2 separate regions of the Homo sapiens genome follow, and region 1 is linked to region 2. The links are chromatin loops, found by intact Hi-C in ENCODE. Cell type or tissue: endothelial cell of umbilical vein. All regions are shown on one strand.

The links. Peaks named below come from ENCODE experiments on the same cell type or tissue, not always from the same donor. Only the 100,000 strongest peaks of a DNase experiment are listed, where the experiment ranks them.
Region 1: a loop joins it to region 2, with 5 times the contacts of the local background. A loop is called at or near these places in 9 of 110 quality-filtered maps.

What each region holds. Positions count from the first base shown.
Region 1 is chr6:56,292,345-56,300,344 of GRCh38, forward strand. It overlaps a transcript of COL21A1 not described here. Among named protein-coding and RNA genes, the nearest start is that of COL21A1, 49 kb to the left of the region's middle. In endothelial cell of umbilical vein, a CTCF peak has its summit at 444 (motif pointing left); DNase peaks (open chromatin) are centred at 347 and 7,767; H3K27ac peaks cover 609 bases.
Region 2 is chr6:56,042,886-56,050,885 of GRCh38, forward strand. No RefSeq gene overlaps it. Among named protein-coding and RNA genes, the nearest start is that of BMP5, 170 kb to the left of the region's middle. RefSeq lists a silencer at 3,706-4,000. In endothelial cell of umbilical vein, no CTCF peak of the experiment used is centred here; DNase peaks (open chromatin) are centred at 1,046, 3,846 and 5,326; H3K27ac peaks cover 2,789 bases.

The sequences.
Region 1 (8,000 bases), 250 kb after region 2:
TCACTTTGAATTTATATATGGTGTAATTAATATCAACAAAACAGGGACCCCCCCCCTCCCCCGCCAAAGAGAGTCTGGGTTCTTGAACTCACCAGGGAAATAGTAAGTCCAGGCATTAAGTTTTTGTTTTTTGTTTTGTTTTGCTTTTTGTTTTTCCCCCATGCAGGTGCCTCAGCCTCTCACAGAGAAAGCCCTGTTAGCCAGAGCTTGGAGTATCTCCCTCTACCAGGCATCTGGCAAATGTGCCTGGTTCACCACAAGGGATACCAGGTGGGAGAACATAGTAGCTCAGTGCCAACACATGGACACAGCTGAAGAAATAACTGGTCAGTGCATGACCTTCTTAGGGGCATCAGCATATTCTCCTAGGTAACATCCACACACTGACAACACATTCCCTGAGCCAGGGTCTATTTGTGAATATTCCTGGTATGCTTCTGCCACCCAGTGGAGGATCTCTAACTCAAGCTTAGATTGTAATTGTAAAGTCTAGTATTTTGAATTTAAATCTTAAGCATAATTATTCCTGAAAGTTGTCAATCCTTTTAACAATTGTATTAAAACATCATTTAAAGTAGGATGCATTCATGTATGTGTTAATATAAAGTATATATACATATGTATTCAATTTTATGCTTAAAAATTTATAGTATGCTTTTATCATTAGACTAGCTCATATCAAAGTGCAAATAAAAAGTGATATTTTTCAAATCTAGGAAGATTCTGCATAATTTTAAAATACACTAAGATTGAGTTTGCATTGAATCTACAGTGAAAGCAGAAGTTTCCGTATATTTGTGCATGTTCAGTTTTTAGTTTTAAACACATTATTAATTCTCTTTCAACTTTTACGTGAAATAAAATTAAGTAATGTAAAAAGTGTCAATAATTTTGATTCAAAAGTTCTCATCTGTGTTCCAGATTTGCCAAAACAATGTCATTTTATACGATCATTGTCTTGTATATAGGATTCTTTTTCTCACATGTTTTATGAGTCATGTATTCTGAAATTTTCAGGTTTTTTAAAGTTTCCATGACATATGACATTAAGGATTCTTTTAGTGTAGATGAATGAGCTGATGAATAAATATGAAGATAAAGATATTATGACAGTCTTCAGACAACAACAAAAAAGGTGTAACTCACTATAATCATATTTACTATGTAGAAACTAGAAGACCTAGTGTCCAGTATTAAAAGAAAAACCCAATGTTAAACTGTCATATAAATGTATTAATTTTAATCATTAATGAAATAAAACATGAGATTATAGATAAAAATCTCTTCTAACTTTCACATTTCCTTAGGCAGCTTTGACTTGGTTGCCAAAAATATCTTATGGGAATCTTGATTTAAAATGAAAATTATCAAATAAATCTAAGAATTACTATGAAAAATTTATGATGAAGACACATGAAAGCTGATAATGATTTGGATTTTGAAATTTAATTAAAATAAATGAAAAAGTCCCATGAAAATTTCCAAACAGTTGGCTAATTATGCAAAATGCATTCAGCCATGAGAAACTTTTATGAAAGGAAGAAAGGTTTCTATTGTATTAAGTTGCAACTGAACTTGAACTGTAACAGCTGAGATGCGCTAGCGCCTTTTGGAATTTATCCTGGTTTATTGCAAAGTGCATATGGTGAAAACTGCATGTGGTGAGTCAAACGTAATTAAAATAAAACCACAAAATTGATTTGAAATGGCAATTTAGTTGAACCAGAACTGAACTCAAATTGTTATGTTACTCTACCAGTCATAATCACACTAAACTCCTATCTTTACTATACTAAATGGGACTATCACTTACAATTATATTTTGACTCTGAATCAAACAAAAAGGCAAGATTGAATTAAGTAGCAAATCTCTACTGCCTTTGTGAATTTATTGCATTGTGTGAGGGCTTAACTTTGCCATTTTCAGTCAAAACTGAAAATCAATCAATACATTCCATAGATTAAAAACTTTCAAAGGGTCAAGAAATAATGCATAATGTTCTACGGTGCATATAAAATACATTGCATATTTCTACAATGTATATTCAAGTGAAAAGCAATTTCACATATTTTTTGTTTATAATGTTAGGCTTTAGGTTTATAGAAAACTGATCAGAATATTGAGAATTCCTGTCTATTCCCTTTGCCCATATACACACATATATTTTCACCTATTTTTAACATCTTGCATTAGTGTGGTATATTTGTTACAACTGATGCACTACTGATACGGCAATACTAACGATAGCCCATAATTTACATTAGGGGTCACTGTTTGTGTTACACATTCTATGGGCTTTGACAAATGTATAATGTGTATAGTGGTATCTCATTGTTTTAATGTACAGTTCTCTAAATGACAAATGATGTTGAGTATCTCCTGTATGTTTATTTTTTGGTGAGGCGTCTGTTCAGATCTTTTGCTCATATTTTAGTTGGGTCATTTGCTTTTGTATTTTTGAGTTTTAAAAGGAGTTCTTTGTATATTTTGGATACTAGCCCTTTATCAGATATGGTGGCAGAAATTTTTTTCCCAGTCAGTGGCTGTTTCTTCCTTCTCTTAAAAGTGTCTTTCACAAAGCAGAAGTTTTTAATTTTAATAAAGTCCAACTTCTCAATTTTTCTTTCATGAATAGTGTTTTTGGTATTGTATATAAAAAAGTCAAAGTCACTTAAGAGTTTCTCCTGTGTTATCTTCCAGCTGTTCTACAGTTTTGCATTTTGCATGTACGTCTATGATCCATTTTGAGTTAATTTTTGTGAAGGGTGCAAGGTCTGTGTTTGGAATCTTTTTCATTTTATTTTATTTTTTTTACTCATGGGTATTCAATTATTCCAGTAGCATTTGTTGAAAAGATTGGGTTTTTTTCTATTGAATTGCCTTTGTCCTTCGTCAAAGATCAGTTGACTACATTCATGTGAGTCTATTTCTGGGCTCCCTGTTCCATTCCATTGGTCTATTTGCCTGTTCTTTCACCAGTACCACACTGTTTTGAATACTGTAGCTTCATAGTAAGTTTTGAAGTCCAGCTATGTCGACCTGCTGACTTTGCTTTTCTCCTTCAATATGTTTTTATTCTGGGTCTTTTGACTTTTCAAATAAACTTTAGAATCAGTTTGTCAACATCCACAAAGTAACTTGTTGAGATTTTATTAGGATTCCATTGAATCCATAGATGAAGTTAGGAGGAAATGACATCTTAATATTGAGTCTTCCTTTCATTGTATATGGAGTATCTTTTCATTTATTTAGATTTTCTTTGATTTCTTTCATCAGAGTTTTGTACTTTTCCTCACATAGATTTTGGACATATTCTGTAAAATTTATACCTGTTTATTTCTTTTTGGAGCTAATCTGAATAGTATTATATTTTTAACTTTAAATTTCAATTATTCATTCCTGGTATATAGGGAAAAAATTGACTTTTTATTAACCTTATATCCTGCAACTTTGCTATGAGTAAGGTTGCTTATTAGTATTAGGATTTTTTTGTTGATTCCTTGGGATTTTCCACATAGACAATCATGTCATCTGAAAACAATTTTATTTCTTCCCTTCCAGTTGGTATACCTTTGATTTACTTTTCATGTCTTTTTACATTATCTAGGACTTACAGTATGATATTGAATAGGGGTAGTGAGAGGAGACATCCTTGCCTTATTCCTGATCTTAGTGAGAAAGCATCTAGTTTCTCATCATTAAGTATGATGTTAGCTATAAGTTTTTTACAGATGTTCTTTATCAAGTTGAGGAAATTCCCTCCATTCCTAGTTTATTGAGATATTGGTTGATTTTAATGTAAATATTAGTATATTTCAGCATTAAAGTAATCAAAATCTGTCTTAAAACATGGTAGGTACTCTTTTCTTGTCTAACATAAAATTTTTAAGTAACAACATATCCAATATATATCATATTTTTAAATGAAGATAAGAAATGGGCAATCCAATTAACTTGCAATGGGTATAGTTAAACAGCAAGGGCATTTTCCAGTCTTCAGTGAAAACTATATTTAAGCAAAACAATTCTCCAATCTTCCTGGTCACAATCACTTCTTTAAACTATTGTATCTACTAATGACTTTAAAATTTGGTCCATGATACTTAGCTGTATCTCCAATTACCTCATATCTATAATGATACGTTTAAAGTATTACGTTCCCTCTCATTTTCTCTTGATACACAGACAGGTACCACCTATAATAAACATCCAAAGGCAATTTCGTAATTTGTTTCATTCACTCTGGGTTGTTAACATATACACTGTATGTTATCCCAGGTTTCCTCCTATGACAATATTTAGGCTGTGTCTTGAATTATAGTGAACCAACATGTCAGAAGAAATATACAAATTCAGGGATGGTGAGATTGGAGGGGTTCATGTAAAATTCCTATAATACTAACCACCAACATTTTACATTTTGTTTCTAGAAAAATACCCACAAGTGTCCATAAAACACTTGAGAAATCATGTACTCTAGGCACTAAATATATGAAATGGATTACAGGAATGGAAATATGCCACATTTTATCAAAGATGGGTTTCCAATATGATTTTCTAACCTCATATTCTTCATCATTGACATGACTAGCAACCCAAATTAGGCTCAACCTAGGCTATTACCATCCATGAGCTGTCTGAAGGCCCTTCAACTCTTTACCCACTTATTTAAATTTTAGTCAGCAGAACTTTTGTTGTAGCTTTATCATAATAGTCTTCTGCTTTATTAAATTGCCAATCTCCCATAGAGATACAATACTGAGCCCAAACATTTTTTAATTTTTAAAGGAGGGGAATTAAATGCAGGCCAAAATGACAACATATTTCAATAGAAGAAAGACTCAACACAGATTAAGTTGCCATGCGCATGAGTTACTCAGCATGAATAAAAGCCTGGACAAGTGAAAACTGGTTTCTATATTCCCTGTCCTTTGAAGTCATCTCAGTAAATTCCTCCCCAAAAAAACCTGCAAATCTCAGAATTCCCTTCAAATTACTTCATTGTTTTTTTTATTCTCTTCTGCTTAAATCAGGTGAAACTTGAGGTTACTTGTCACTACCTTAAAATTTAATCAGTAGTCCTCTGGACTTACAAAGACAGACAGGTCCCTTTATATGGGCCAACATACTCATTTTTACTTTGCTTAATGTTCTGGCATATTGTGAAACAATTCCAAGTGTGTAAAGGGTACTTAAAAATAGTTAAGAATATTTACTATACTCTTTTACTGACTGTAACTTATTTGGCTTCATGAGCAACTGGCTGTTCTAACTCTGATCAAAGAATCACTTGGTTTTTTATTGATGGCAATGTGAAAAGTAAAATCCCTAAAAAACAAGCATGTTTTACAATGATAATAAAATGAGATATTGGAAAGTAGAAACAAGTTATACACAATGAAGTTATGGTTCTCAAAAGGTCACAACACTCTGGACTGATGGCATCTAAATGCCATTATTATGACTCAGAATTTTGCCTTCAAGCCACTGAACATTATGTTACAGTTAGGGTTTAAAAGCTGGTAGCCGTCTATCATTTTTATCCTTTGGTTGGGGCCTCAATTCTGCACTGTTCATTCTTTTGGGGTGCACATTTCTCTAGACCTTAGAAGGGGCATCTGGAAGATGACAAAATCCTGGTGTGGAACCAGAATATCTGGCTCTAACACTTAAGAGTTGTGTCAGTGTGAGCAAGCTTTTTGGTTTTCCTGGAGTTCAATTTCTTTTATGAAAGTAATATAGTAATACGGATGCTAAATTAAAAAAAAAAAAAACCTTGCACACATGGTTGTCACCAAGCAAGTGAACAGATTGGAAGGCGCCAAGTCCAATGGTGAAGGGAATACTCCGGAAGATGTGGCCACAGTTCAGGAGAGGTGATGTTGACTAGAATTAATGTGAGCCAACAGGTTTGCAGAACAAAAAACAATTTTAGATATATTTAACTATTAAAATCAATAGAATTTGAGTTAAATGGAATGCAGTTAAGTCAGGGTGGTGTCGTGTATCATTCTCAGATGTCTGTCTCAGGCAGTTGCAAACTTGGGGTGCCTTTCACTGAAACAGTAAGAGCAGGGAGTAGATTTGACAGTGGGATGGTTGAGGATGGGAATCAGAAGCAGTTGAGTTTGTTGTCTCTGTAACCTATAATGTGCAACTGGGAGCCAGACATGTGGTCTGAGGATGAAGGAGAAATGATCTAAAAATAGTAATAAGGAGTGAAAAGGACACCACCCCACTCTCAGCCCCAAGGTCTAAAGAGTTGGTGGCAAGGGATGGTATATTCAGGATAGAGCCAGTTCTAATTAAGGTGAGGAGTTGGAAGGAGTCTTCAGAGAAACAGGTGACTTATGGGAAGATTGCTGCAAGTATTCTTGCTCAGCACAGCTATAAACATACTGCCAGCCCCATCAACAGCAACAGCAACAGAGACCAGACGCAGAGTTCCAATTTCCTTTCTCTCTATTTAATCTTTTTGAAGTTTCTTATTCAATTTAAGAAATGCAAGTTACTACCTGCTATTACAAATACATCATCATCCTCTTAGAGCTTAAGGGGACCTTAAAAGTCATATAACTCCTTGAAACAACTTATATTCAAAGTCATAGTATCAAAGTACAAATTTCTACACAATCACAGTAAACAGAATCAAATAATTTTCTTCATGTGTCACTTGCAACAAAAACCTCATCTTTTGTAATGAGAGAGAGCAGGGACACAAACCTGGGAGGCAGGAAAGTCAGCTTCTTGTCTCCAAACTGTTGCTTTTTAGATGTGTGGCCTTTAGCAATACATTTAATCCAGAGACATCAGGGTTCAAACACGGAGCTAAATTAGATCACTTCATATATTCTATCCAGCTAAAAATTCTTAGGACTCTGTGAATGGAATGGCTACATAGAACCTTTCTGCTTTGGGGAAAAGTGGCATAACAGAGAGTTTCAGCTTAATGTATTTTCAAATGCCAAATTGGATTTGAAAAATTGATTTTACTTGTTCCCTCAAATATTTCAAGTCATATCTTTAAGAACAAAGCATTGTGATTCAGGTCCATTGCATGGACAAATTAGCTGTGGTTCTTGGTAGTTAAAAGTGGCAGAAAGACAGAAACAACTATTTGATAACATTATGTAATTTTACAATAAGGTAATTCTCCAGCCCAACCACCTTAATAATGTGCACTTTTGTTAATATATTTAATATATTGAGAAAAGTCATTTATAATCACTGTATACAGACTCATATGAAAAAAAGACATTTTCATTCCCATAAGAAATATTTCATGTGAAATCACATTTTTATGGCCTCATATTTTCTGATCAGACTTCCATCTTCATCAATATCTTATTTCTCAGTTAAAATTCTGGTTTCCCCTAATTATTATTCTGAGAAATTCTCCCTCAGAATATTCCCTAATCCCAGAAGGTCTCTATGTTCCTTCTACAACTGAATGATATGTCTTACCTCAACATTATTTAATATGTTCCTAAAATAAAAGGGAGTAGAACTTGGATATTTTTATTCATATTTCCCCTGCGGTTAAGAGCTCCCCTTTCTCCCGATAAATAAAAATATAAATATTGTTTTAACTCTACTTGCAATCTCATATAGTTCCACTTTGTAAGCTGTTTTCTAAAATATGAATTGAAGTAATAGGAAAATTAAACAAGGCTAGCCAGCTTAGTGTTTTCTATATTTAGTTGTTATGTTTTTCCTTCAGTACAAAATTCCACATAAGGTAAAGAAAAGACAATAAATACCAGAAAGATTATGGAGTAGCCAAAATGTGCCGGAAGCCAACATGAATATGAGGAAATTCATTAACAGATCCTTCTAAATGTGTGTATAATGATTAAATGTACAGATAAAATGATATTTTTATGGGATTTGCTTTGAAATAATCAGAGTAGAGGCTGGAAGTGGGGATAAGGAGTGGAGAGTGGAATTAGATTAAAACAAGGCAGTCATGGGATGATAGTTGCTTGTTCAAGCTGAGTAA
Region 2 (8,000 bases):
GACTCCTGATCTAAATACTCCAAGTAAAAACAGAAATTACCAGACTGGATTAAAAGAAAGATCCAATGACTGCCTACAAGAAATATATTCTGGATATAAAGATACAGATAAGATAAAGTCAAAGGATGAAAAAAACTATTACTATGCAAACGCTTTTCAAAAGAATGCTGAGGTGTCTATATTAATGTCAGATAGTATACTCCAGAAGAAGGACTTTATCAGGGATAAAAAGGGGGCATTTATAATGAAAATAGGTCAATTCATCAAGAAGACATAACATTCCTAAATGTGTGTGCATACTGTAAGAGAGCTAAAAAATGCAGGAAGCAAAAAACTGACAGAATTAAAAGGAAACACAAATCCACAATTACAGGAGATCTGTATACTCCTGTCTCAGGAACTGAGAGAACAAGTAGATACAAGATTATTAAGAATGGAGAAAGTATGAACAATACTATTAGCCAATATGGCTTTATTTATAGAACTCTCAATCTGATGACAGCAGAATACCCATTATTTTCAAGTGCAAATGATGTATTTCCAAGGCAGACCATTTTCTGCTTCATAAAATGTCTCATTAAATTTAAAAGAATTGATAGAGTTTGTTTTCTGACAACAAAATTAAATTAGAAATCAATAACACAAGGACATCTAAAACATATCCAAATATGTGAAAATCAAATATCACAGTTTTAAATAACCATCTGTTATGGTTGGTATGTGTCCCTCAAATATCATGTATTGGGAACTTAATGCCCAATGTGGCAGCTTTGAAAGGTGGGGACTTTAAGAGGTGACTGGATGATGAAGGCTCTGCTCTCATGAATGGATTAATCTATTCATGGACTAAAGAATTAACAAGTTAATGAATTAATGGGCTACATGGGAGTACTGGTGGCTTCATAGGGAGAAAAATAAAAACCTGAGCAACCACGTTAGCACTCTCAGCCCTCTTGCCATGTGATACCCTGTACCGCCTCGGGTCTGTGCACAGGTCCCACCAGAAAGAATGCCCTCACCAGACGTGCCCCTCAACCTTGGACTTTCCAGCCTCCACTATGAGAAATAAATTCTTTTTCTTTATAAATTTCCCAGTTTCACATATTCTGTTATAAGCAACAGGAAACTGACTAAGGCACCATCTGTCAAAGAAGGAATCACAAGAGGAATTAGAAAATATTTTGAGCTTCATGAAAATAAAAAAGCAGTATATCAAGATTTTAAAATTTCACTAAAATGATGCTTACAGTAAAATTGATTTTCTTATTTCTTAAAATAAGAAAGATCTAAAGAAATTCAATTAAACAATATCTACCTTAAGCAGCTAGAATAAAAGAGCAAATTAAATCCAAAGTAAGTCAGAGAGTAAAGCAATAAATGTAAGAGCTGAAAGTAATGAAAGAGAAAATGGGGGAAATGTAGAAAATTTATATAACTAATATCTATCTGATTCTTTGAAATTCTACAAAAAGCTACTTGAACTAGTAATAACAAGTGCATTTATTAGCAAGGTCCAAGGATAAAAGTCAATATACAAAAGATCAACAGTATTTTGATAAACTAGCAAAGAACAAATGGAAAACGATGTCTAAAACATGGCATTTATAATGGCATCCACAAACATGATTTACAGATAAATTTTGTTAAATAATGTGCACAAACCTATACAATGAAAATTATAAAACGTTTCTGAGAAAAATAAAATGGAGAGATAAGTAAATAAAGAGATATGCTCAGGGAAGGAAAGACTAAATATTTTTAAAATGTCAATTCTCCTTAAAATGACCAATATATTTATTACAATCCCAATCAAAATTCCACTGGATAAGCTTCCATTGGACAGTGCTATTCTAGCAGAAAACAAAGTAAGTAATATTTGCAATCTCTGGATAGGTAAAGATTTCTTAAATAGAACATAAAAAAGTACAAATTATAAAAGAAAAATTGATAAAATTGTACTTTATAAAAATCTTATAACTTCTACTCTTTGATGGACTACATTAAGAAAATAAAAATGCAAGCCACAGACACGAAAAAAAATTTGCAATATGTAACAAAGGACTTGTATCCAGAAAATACAGTTGCTGACAAAGTTTAGAATATACTTACAATATATCCCAATAACTCCACTTAAGAAGAATAAAAACATATTTCCACACAAAGACTTGTAAATGAATGTTCATAACAGTGTTATTCAGAGTAGCCCCACACTGGACATAACCCAGTTGTCCATAAACAGGTGAATAAATAATCAAAAATACAGTCATACAAAGGAATACTACCAAGTAACAAAACAGGAATAAACTATTGATACCACATCATAGATGAATCTCAAAAACATTATAATGAATGAAGGATGCCAAGAAACAAAAGATTACATAAAGGATGATTCCATTTTTATGTAACTCTAGAAAAGAAAATTATCATCTATGTGATAGAAAGCAGAGCAGGGATTGCCTGGACCTGGAGGAGGGATAAATTACCTGGGGAAAGGCACAAGGAAACTTTTTAAGGGTGATGGAAATGTTCTATATCTTAATTGTGGTGATGGTTTCATGGGTGCGTATGTTTGTCAAACCCCATCAAAATACAGACTTAAAAATGGATGCATTTTATTGTATGTAAACTTTATACTTCAATAAAATTTATTTTTAAGTTACTGATTATATTTATTAAATATACACAGTAAACAAAATTAAGTTTCAGTTTCTATTTGAAGCTTTTTATAAGCAAAAAGAATGAAAGGAGAAAAAAGAGAAAGGCAAGACGCAGAAAAAATAGAATATAGGTCAATTTCAGTCTCTTTCAAAATTGTAAAATGAGGAGGTGGAATAATTATTTGATTTATTTGGATTTGTCTATTTTTATTTGAAGTGTTTTTTGTGTAATCAAAACTACAAAACCATTGCAATTATTTTTGTCCTCAGAATTTTCTTTCCTCTGAGTAACATCATGTACAAATTTCATTACATAGGCATTTAGACAGATTTTCATATAAATACATATTTGGGAAAGAATGTTTCTTTGCCAATTTCCAATGTAGAAATTAGATAAATACTAGGCATAAAAAGTTATGTGGTTGAATGCTTTTCTTTAATTTCCATGCCAAAAGACCAGAATCTCTAATATTGAACAAACTCTTTTAATTTTATTAGCAGTTACTCTTGTGGAATACAGAATTTGGTGCCAGAAAATCACATTATTCCACTGACAATTAGATAACATGGCCATATCTTTAGAGCACCAATATTAAATTACTGGAACATCAGAAAAAAATGAAACTGTGAATTATAATTTTCCCTAGCAACATATGTGTCTTTTTTTCCTGTTTCCCACTTCCCCACTTTTTCCCCAAACTGACTAATTTTCTATCTAATGTTCAGTGTTTTTAGGGCATAAATTAGCCCAAGTGCTTAAAATTTAAAGCCTTATTTTCCCATTTCCTATAAAGCAATATAGGGTTTTGCAGTGTTAACAAAAGGGACACCACATTGCTTATTGTTTTGCGCAAATTTTAAAATGGAAAAAAGTTTGAACACATCCTTTCTACATAGATGTAGTAAGTTTCATTGAAATAATACAAATCTTTTTTTTTTCCGAAATCACAGAAGAAAGCAAATACTTTTATTTTTCTCTATGGAGTTATTTAATGAGTTAATGAGTGAGTACATGAAATAGGAGTAGTAACTTACAAAGTGTACCCCAAAATGTCCTAAAAATTCTCAGTTAGCTGCAATTCTCAGCAACGGTGAGGCTTGATTCTAAACAATCCTAATCAAGTTGAATAGATTTATTCAGGAAAAAAAGTTATCACATATTTCAGGAAGCAGAGGAACAGAGCAACAAGTTGTTGCCCTGCCAACAGTGACCACAGAAGCCACAGCTAGACGGCGGCAGCCTGTTCGGTCACTGTATAAAGAAAGCAGTGGGCTGGGCACGGTGGCTCATGCCTGTAATCCCAGAACTTTGGGAGCCTGAGGCGAGTGGATCCCCTGAGGTCAGGAGTTTGAGACCAGCCTGGCCAGCATGGTGAAAACCCGTCTCTACTAAAAACACAAATTTTTTTTTTGTATTTTTACAAATACAAATTTGTATTTTACAAATACACTGGGTGTGGTGGTGCACATCTGCAATTCCAGCTACTCGGGAGGCTGAGGCAGGAGAATCACTTGAATCTGGGAGGTGGAGGTTGCGTTGAGCCAAGATCACGCCACTGCACTCCAGCCTGGGAAACGAGAGTGAAACTCCATCTCAAAAAAAAAAAAAAAAAAAAAAAAAAAAAGAAAGCAGTTCCCTGGCTAACCCAGGGTAATACTGGTGCCACCAACAGTGACAACAGCATTTAAGTAGCAAGGGTGAAAATATCGAATTCTGTTTTACACATTCACAGTTAACTGATGGTAGGACATTCTGTGAAGAGACTGCATTAATTCTGTTATACAGAGGACTAGAGAGACGTTTAGGATCGAAGAGAGGAGACCTGATAATTGTCTGTGTGGCTCAAATTTGTTTCAATATGTATGCAATTAGCCACAAAGGACAATATAGAGGCCAATGTAAAACTGCTGTCTCCACTGGTAATCATATAACAACAGCCTACTGTGTGTTGAACAATTGTTATGTATTTTTAATTATCATATTTGGAAACAATCCTGAAATATTATTGCTATTCCCTTTCAAAGATGAGGCTTATCACAACTAATTTGGTTTATCACAGCGACTCCCTTTCAAATACTGAGGCTTATCGCAACAAATTTCAAGGCCGCACAGGTAGGAAATGTTAAAAGGTCTGTCCCAAACCTGGGATATTAAAGAACTTCTGGTTCCCATTTTGTGTTCTTCACATTACTGGGGGAACCTAATAAAATAAGCCAATCATCAGAAAGTTGTAATAATAATAACTAACAATTATCAGGTACTTATTATGTTCCAGCTACTCATCTAAGAATTTTACTCTATTAATTCACCCAAATCCTAGCACTACAGGCCACATCATAATTCTCCTTTATGTGATCTTTATACTAATAAATATGGTTCAAAAAGAATTTCAAATCAACTTTGGCAAAAGGTGTACTTCAGAACATATTTTTAAACACTGCATGAGGTTTGCCTTTAACAAGCTCACTGTCTCATAGGGACAATTGCAATTACAAAGAACAATTGCAATATAGGATTAAAAACAAAAAATGTTATCATGGGGCCTTATATAGGATATTAGTAAGAACACTTGGGAGAGGTCCAAAAAAGGACCTGGAATAGTCACTCGGAATGAAACCTGCAAATAACATTCCAAAAGGTAGAAAAAATTCAGTGCAGTGAAAAATTCTGCCCAACACAGTGATGGAATAATTAATTGGCCTCCAATTGCCAACTAAGTATTGTATTGAAACAGGAACAATAGAGAGAACATGCTTTAGTTATAGTAAAACTGAAAACAGGAGCTTTGGAGCCTGGCAGATCTGAGTTTGCATTCTAGATTTGTCACTGCTTATTAGCGTGAAGCTCAGTGTTTTCCTTTATGAAATGAAAACATTACCTACTCCTAAGGAAGCTGTGAAGACTCAGGGTGGAATGTTTTTGAAATCACTGAATCAATAGCTGTTGTGAGTGTCTCTGCTGTGGCTTCCTAATGTAACTTTCTCCTTTAGGGAGCTCAGCACTAATGTCTTTCCTCCAGGCTCTTAGGACTCTTAAAACCTGCAAGGGCCCATTAACATTTCATGGGGACAGGCAATAACATTCATCTCTTTTACTCTCTGGGTGTTATTGGAGATAGCGATCATTTCCTATGTGAGCTTATGCCTCTAAAATTTTACTAGTTCGCCTTAAAATGAACAAGAGAATCATGGGATGGTGTGGGGTAAAACTAGTCAGCGCTAGCTCTCTTTTTCCCTCTTTTTCCTACGTGGGTGCCACTTATTCCTATAATGAGATCTTCCCCACTTCCCAAGTCTGCACAAGGTGTGAGAGAGTCCTTGTCAGTTAAAGGAAAGCCAGAATAGCTGCTTTCACTTAAATTTAGAGAAGCTGAAAAGTAGGTTGTCTTAAGTGGAATTAAATATGTTATTATCAAAAGAACTCAGCACCATCCTAGGATTACAGGCATCCTGATAATCCTCCTTCAGGTAAATGGGAAATAATTTTAGATGTTTCTAAACTTTTAAAGAAAAATTTTAGAAAATGTTTGCTTGGTTCTTAACATTCTTTCTTTTTATCCACAGCGACCACCATCTTTAACCAAATATTTTCTGTTTCTTCCACATTACTCTTTGGTAGAAACAAAATATTAATTAACCTTAAAACTTTGCATCTAAAAATGAAAAGTTAACTCCCAAGATCTGTGATAAAAGCCATCTTCAGCCATTACACCCTGCTCCTTACTCTCCACTATTCTCTCAATTTTTTTTTTTAACTAGGCCCTTTGTTTCCCTGGACTCATAATTATAGAAATAAAACATGGGGAAATACGACTGTATTTCAGTCTTTCATTATGTAAGCATAAGGAAATTCATCTTTGAATACATGTAAGTTCACTGCTGTCATGAAAATGTACTCTCCATGGTTTTTCTCCATGAAAACCATACAAACACCAATCACTACTCTTCTATGTTCCCACTCATTCCTTTCTAAATACTATCTGAAGTCTATTTATTGACTAGGGTTAAGCCTCTCCAAGTTAAACTTGAGGATGTTCTCTTTCCAGTGAGCCACTTCATACCAAACAAGCTTCCCCCTCTCCTTTTTGCCCCTCAATTGTGAAGGAAACAGTCCTTTCCTTTTTCAAAGCACTGAGAAATCCTCAAAGCTCAATTGTCCAGTGAATTCTTTCTAATTCCAAAGTTTAATGAACCTTAAGACAATACATTTCTGACAGCATTTCTGTAATTACATCTAATACTTCTGATTTTCTTAGTTTCTATCACTTCTTGACTTCTCATTTAGGATGAGTTATTAAGTGTATTTCTTAATCTCTGGATCTAGAAATATTTTTGTTTTAGCTATTGCCAGACAAAGACATTCCCAGTAAGAGCCTTATAGAGTGACCACAAATGACTGACAAATGAGTTGGACACTGTTGCACAAGTTTCTCCCCTTTTTAATAATCCTTAAGGTGAGCTCAGAGCTTTTTTAAGAATTTTTTTAATCACTAAATTCACCATGAGGAGAAGCAGGTGAAAACCGCTTAAATTAAACCAGGGATACAAGGGGCTTATATCACTTCGTTTTCAGTTCTCATAGGAGAAGACAGTATGAAAGAAGTCGACCCTATCTTTGGAGACAAGACTTAGATTTGAATCCTTGCTGTTCTCTTTAATTCCTATGTAACCATGAAAAATCTGCACGTGAGGTTCTTTAATATCTAAAATGAATAAAATGCACATACTTTATACAGTCAATTCCAAGATAAATAAAAGCATTATTAAAGTTACAAATTCAAGTTTGTTGCTCCAAAATCCCTGGGAGAGGTCACAGATGGAAAAATCAGTTTCAAACAGATTTTCCTCTAAATCCAACCCACACACAGAGATCCTCATTTACTCCTCTACTCCACAACTCCTTTAATCTCACTGCTTCATCCTTAAGGCAAGGAAAATCACATCTAAATTAGATATTGCATTCTTCCAAGCAACCACTAAACAATTGCTAGGATATGTCTCTAAAAGCTTCTACTTACTGATTCTGGTTGAAGGGCTCTGGTGTTTCTTCCTAGAATTTAGAGGAACTGCACATGATCTGGGGAGACTAAAGTGTATCCTTTTATCTTAAACAGCTAATTGGATTAACAGAGAATTTCCATCCAAAATGACACCCATTACATATACTTTCATTTCCTCATAAAATATAGTTCATTTTACTGTAGTGTCACTTCATAAAAACAAAGCTCATTCATCACATTCTGACACCTGTGGTTTTGACATATGCCACTGCACTTTAACAATTAGATGTTCCAAAAGGATCCCAGCACCAGCAAGATAATATTCTCCTGAATCCTTAAGCAT